Linked DNA regions of Homo sapiens: region 1 is linked to region 2. The links are chromatin loops, found by intact Hi-C in ENCODE. Cell type or tissue: Caco-2. All regions are shown on one strand. Each heading gives the region's core, and the rest is flanking DNA. Links, peaks and the distances in the headings are about the cores only. Region 1 overlaps ULK4 (unc-51 like kinase 4). Region 2 overlaps ULK4 (unc-51 like kinase 4).

Evidence for each region. Peaks named below come from ENCODE experiments on the same cell type or tissue, not always from the same donor. Only the 100,000 strongest peaks of a DNase experiment are listed, where the experiment ranks them.
Region 1: a loop joins it to region 2, with 6 times the contacts of the local background. A loop is called at or near these places in 1 of 110 quality-filtered maps.

What each region holds. Positions count from the first base shown.
Region 1 is chr3:41,682,402-41,685,323 of GRCh38, reverse strand. All of the region lies in intron 27 of ULK4 (unc-51 like kinase 4), which reads left to right. Among named protein-coding and RNA genes, the nearest start is that of ULK4, 280 kb to the left of the region's middle. In Caco-2, for the core only: no CTCF peak of the experiment used is centred there; a DNase peak (open chromatin) is centred at 1,403.
Region 2 is chr3:41,631,291-41,634,212 of GRCh38, reverse strand. The region is part of intron 30 of ULK4 (unc-51 like kinase 4); the gene reads left to right. Among named protein-coding and RNA genes, the nearest start is that of ULK4, 330 kb to the left of the region's middle. In Caco-2, for the core only: no CTCF peak of the experiment used is centred there; a DNase peak (open chromatin) is centred at 1,292.

The DNA.
Region 1 (2,922 bases), core at 199-2,698, 51 kb before region 2:
ATTCCCTGCTGAGAAACTTCACCTTCTTTATGCTTAAGGAGAAAGGGCCGAAGATCTCATCTTCAGAAGCTACTTCCTGCTGAACAAGTTATTGTCCTTGCCTAACCTTTTAGGGCAAGCAGTCTTTACAGGATTTATAATCACCTCAAAGGTAGATCAGAGAAAGGAAAATTCAAGACAGGAAGTCAGAAGTTGTTCATGGAGGGGAAAATAATAAATGGCAAAGGTCACACAAATATAAAACCAGAAAGTACTATTCCCTGTGCCAGGTATTGAACCCAGGCAGCCATTGTGAAAAGGCAAAGCCTTAGCTACTGAGCTACAGCATGAGGCAGTTGTCATTGGTCTTCCCAGAAGGAAACTAGAGTAGCCATTTTCAAGCTTGCTAGGAATTTCAGCTGCTCAAGATAATTTGTAAGGTTAGCCACGACATTCTTATGCATCCTTCTTTTAATTTAAACCTTTTAAAAAATTGTTGAGAATAAGAAAAGTGCTTTTCTTTTAATGATGAAATTAGTTTCAATAGCTACTCAATCCAAAAGCCCTTTAAGGCTCAGATGGTAATTTTTCAGGTTTTTATAATATAAGCAAATGGTATTTCTAGAGAGGGGGTAGAGGAGGCATCTCCATGGTCCCCAAGAATTTACTCTCAGGAATAGATTTAAGATAGCAAAAGATGACAAAAGCCCCTTGGGGTGGGACCTTTTAAGACAGAACTCATCCCCAAGTGCTTGACACGTTTGGGACAAAGAACGTGTGCTTATGTGTCTCAGTCTCCAGGTCCTTTCAGACTGGCTACCTGACATGAGCCTCGGAATTCCCACCTTCTGGATGCTAGATAGCAAGAGAGGGTACCCCACCATGGTCATAAGGTCAAGCTCTCAAAGACATAAAATAAGATGAAAGGGAAACCTCGTCCAGTTTTTGTTTCAAGGACCTGCAGCAACGTTTGTAACTGACAAGTCTGCCAAACAGCAGGCTTATAGGGGTCATAGACCTTGAGACAAACAATTATCTTTACCATTTCACTCAACTGGTGTGCACAGAGAAGCAGGTCAGAAGCCTGGCTGGTAAGAAATCCTTAACCTTTTGCTCGCATGCCAGATTTCTGGGTTGCCTTTCTGTGTAGCTTCCGTAAGAGCAAAGCAGCTGTTGATGACTCTTCTCACTGCAGCACAGCTGTGGGGGCCAAGCTGCATTACAAGAGAAAGTCATCTTTTTTCCATTTTTTGGTGGAAGCGTAGGTAAATCCTCTTCTCTTTGCAAGAAGTCATCCAACAGTCTGCATGGGGCAATCAGATGTCAAGTTAAACACACAAGAAGGAAAAATGGATCAGGACGTGAGTGACGCAAACTGTGGACCCACGTGCTATCAGTCCTCTCTTCACAAAGATAGCACCCAGGGTCTGTAGGCTTGCATGCTTGAATAGACAGACGACAAAGTCCACAGCCTTCCCTTTCCCACAAGGCGTGGCAAAGGGAGGGAATGTACTTAAAGAATATTACAGATTCCAGTGCCAGACAGAGTTTCCTACCAGCTGAACTGAATGACTGTTTTTGCCTATGCTGCGTGGGTGTCTATTGAGGTTGAACCAGTGCCACATGGGTGTCTACTGAGGCTGAATCAGTGCCACACGGGTGTCTTCAGACTGAGTCAATTAAGTTAATGAAAAGCGAAGGAAGGGAAGGAAAAAGGAAGAAGAAAGAAAAAGAAAGACCCAACAAATAGAAGACCAGGAGGGAAGGAAAAGCATTGTCTGGGGTGGGTTGTGAGGGGTCACAGGGAGGCTGGAGGAAAAACTCACCAGTTGTAGCAGTGCTGAATCAAAACTTCAGGTGGCCTTCCATCAGTCACGGAGGGGTCACGTCCAGCTGTCCTGCTGGCTCACATGCCTCCCTCCACAGAGGAGAAAAAAGCACCCCATGTCTGGTGATCGCAGACAAGCCCTGAATGAATATGTTACTGACCATGAGTTCTTGGGCTCTCAATGCAATAGGACATGAGGCCGACAGAGTTCTCCCAGACGAGGCTTCATTGGAGCCTCCTGAGGTGGTACACTCCACAACTTTGGTTTGATAGTTTGGGTCTCGTAAGGCCAGTTCCTGGAATTCTTTAAGTAAAAGCCACGGTTAAACATTTTGAGAGCTCAGTGGAACAATATAGCATGACTAAAGCCTTGGGGTTAGCGGGTATGGCATCAGTGAGGTACTGGTGTGGGTTTTGTGATCACTGGGAATGTATGAAAGAATGCTGTAGCAGGGATGAGCTGGAGCCAAGCCTCATTCCTACTCTGTCTCATAAATACTGTTGATTTTTCTGTATTCATCTTCTGACAAGCTTGCTTTTTTGGCCATGTTTATTCGTTTTTAAATTTCTAGAGATGGGCACTTAGATCGTTTGTTTCAGTCTTACTCCTCTCCTGATATACACTATTCAACCTTTAAGATAGCTGTTGATCATGTTGGTAGTATTGATAGCAGTATATATTTCTTTCCTTTGCATAGTTTTTTCTTTAGACATAACTGGAAGTTTGGAGTTCTCAAAGTACCTTGGTGAAGCATGATATCTGTGCTTTCAGTGATGTGACATCACTTAGTGGAAGAGGGTGAAGAAAACACCCCTGGTTCTTAGGGTCCTTGTAAAAATATTGAGATATACTGTCACATATAAATTTCCTATGTCAAGTGGAGATAGAATATGTTAATACTGATGGGCCACCAGCCACATATGGAGATTCTTGCCTGTGCAGGGCGTTGTTTTGTTGGTATGGACGGCAAGATGTCGTTTGGCTGTGCACAGATTCTCCTGCTCTTTTATCAGTATAGAGAGAACAAGTACACAAACAATGGGAATTTTGTTTATTGTCACTAAAATAGTTCATCAAATGAAACAGTAGTTTTCATCATTAGACTGGAGTAGGG
Region 2 (2,922 bases), core at 265-2,764:
AAGCAAGTTCCCCATGTGAAGGATCCCTGGTAATGGGTCAGAAAATTAGGCATTAGGCCATCCATCAGGTGAAAGAAGGATCCCATGAAAGGCACAGTGTAAACAGCCACATCCCAGCTCCCTTTCATTTCCTGTTAGGGCAGGGTTGCTAGTGACTCTGGCATTGGAACATCGATTTTGCTGGGGGCTTTCAGACCACCTGGGTAAGGTTCAGTGCTGGTTTTCTCTATTGTAGAATGAGGTTAATGATTACTACCTCACAATAAGGATCAAGTGAGAGGTAAAGCACTAAGCACTGTGCATCATTGCACAGGGAGCTCCAATAAATGACATTGCGTGGTGTGCTGTTTATTGCTCTGGGTGGTGGTCATGGTAGTGGCCTCCTGGTAGGACAAATCAAGTACCTGGAGTCATTTTAGATCTCTTCTCTCCCCTCATGCATTCAGTAGATTATCAAGTCCTATTGATATGACTTCATTAATACCCCTCATCATTGCTTTTTCCTATGGATTCCTGCTTTGATCATCTTGAGATTAGTCATAATCTGCTAACTGATCATGTTCCCAGTCCTTTTTCATTTTCAGTTTATTCTCCTTATTGTTGCCTGAATAATCTTTGCAAAAAATATAAATCTGGTAATGACATTGCTTTACTTAATCTTACCCTTAATGGCACCCAGCCACCTAGAGAAAGGCTCAGCAGACCTTTTCTGTAAATGGCTAGATAGTAAATATTTTAGGTCTTGCAGGCCATATGGTCTCTGTTACAGCTACTTAACTCTGCCATTATATCATAAAAGCAAACGCAGACAGTATGTAAATGAATACACAGGATTGTGTTCCAAAAAAATTTTACTAATGGAAACTGAAAGTTGAATTTCATACAGTTTTCATATATCATGAAATATTCTTCTCTTGATTGATTCAACCATTGAAAAAACCCACTAACTGTTCTTGGCTTATGGACTATGCAGATATAGGTGGCTGGCAGAGTTGGCCTGTGGGCTGTAGTTTGCCAGCCCTGACCTGAAGGATAATGTTCAAGCAACTCAGCATGACTAACATGATCTTCTGTGATCCGCTGTGGCTTACTCTTCTAGCTGGATCTTTCGCTACCTTCTTTTTGCCTCTTCCACTTATGTAATAAACTTGCTCTTTCACTTAAACCTTTCACTGCCTTTAATGGACCATCCTGTTTTTGGCTGTCATGCTATTCCCTTTGCCCAGGACACACTTCATCTCTATCTGTCCACCCTTCCCTCATGCACTTTCCTCCACCTGCTGTCAGAAACCTGCTCCTTTGCTGAACCTCAGGCTGTACCTACCCTGTAGAATGTGGACTCTGATCTCAGCTGCCTAGGTTTATATCTCAGCCCCTCTACTTGCCACTTAACTGGTTTACTTAAGTTCTTTCTGCCTTAATTTGTCATCTGAAGTAAAAAGATAGTAATGTCTAACTATGAGGTTTTTTTTTTTTTGTTAGAATCCAGTGAGTTAGCACATACACAGCATTTGTTACTGTGAGTTCCAGATAGTAACTGTGCAATCCATGTTTACTGCTATTGTCATTACGGGTTGCACTGTGAAGCCTTTGCAATGCTCTTCAGATAGAAAAGGTTATTCTGTTGTCTCTTCTGTACCTTTATAGATCTTTATCTTTATGTATCTATCCTAGCATTTATGATACCTGCTGCAGCTCTCATTTGGCCCAGTGCATGGCACATAAAAGATACCAAACAAATGTTTATCAAGTGAATGAAGACAGAGAAATCTTAGCTTGATTTCAGGTAGATTCCAAAACAAAAAATCTCTTGTATTCCATTAAGTTATCCGGACCAAAAAAATTACTTTAGGAAGTAAGCATGTTCATTAAATGGAAAATAATTTTAAAAAATATGGAATTTCTGTTTTTTATTATTGGGTTCGTATCTGTAGGAGAAAAGAAATGCTGGTACAATCTAGTGGTCCTCTTAGGGACTTGCCTTTGGTCTCTGCCACTGTCAATTCTTTCTCTTACTGATACTGCCTCTTCCTGTTCACTCCCCTTCCAGCTCTGGTGCAAGGATGTGCATACCTCTTACATGTGAGCATGCTTCTTACATGTGGTTTCAAACTGGGAAGCTGTGGGATGAATACAGAATCATGTCTTGGGGAGAATGCCAAAGATTCAAAGAATCATTAGAGAAAGGTGGCCAGCTGCAGAGCGACGAGGTTCAGAGAGAGAGTGAAGGCTCAGGACCCAGAAAGAATGGAAAGCACTGGACAGAATGTGGGAGTGAGAGGCCAAAGCCCTCAGCTGGGTAGCAGGAGCATTACAGACCATGATGTAGGGACAATTTCTGTAAAGCCCTGGACGAAACAGGACTTGCAACCACATCATAGCAACCAGGGTTGGAAGGAGTCAGAGGTGCTTCATAAAAGAGTCCTGCACACTGTATGGAGATCCTCTTGACTTCAGCTTTCCCATTTCTCCTTTTGTACTCTCTGTGGTCGAAACACTCCATGGCCTTATTTTGTTCAACAGGTGTGGAATATTACAGGGCTGTATTGGACATCTATTGAGGTAATAAGCGTAAAAGCATTTTACAAAGTTATTAATGCAACATAAAACTATTCTGTTTACATTTAAAATCTCCATTCTGTTGGAAAGTATTTGCTTTTAACCTAACCGAAATTGTCTTACTAAAATCCATATTTTTAATGCTGGTAGGCAATGGATGATTTCCCTAAATCAGAGATATATTACTAGTATAGCTGCATATTCTAACTTAATTCTAAGACTTTCTCAGTAAATTAAGCAGTCAGTCTTATAACTTGGATTAAGTTATTTTTATGTACGTTTTGTGCCTACTGGAGTATAAACTTCCTTAGGGAAAAAGTGTAATGCCTGTCCATAAGGAGGACGCTGTAGATCTTTGTAAAA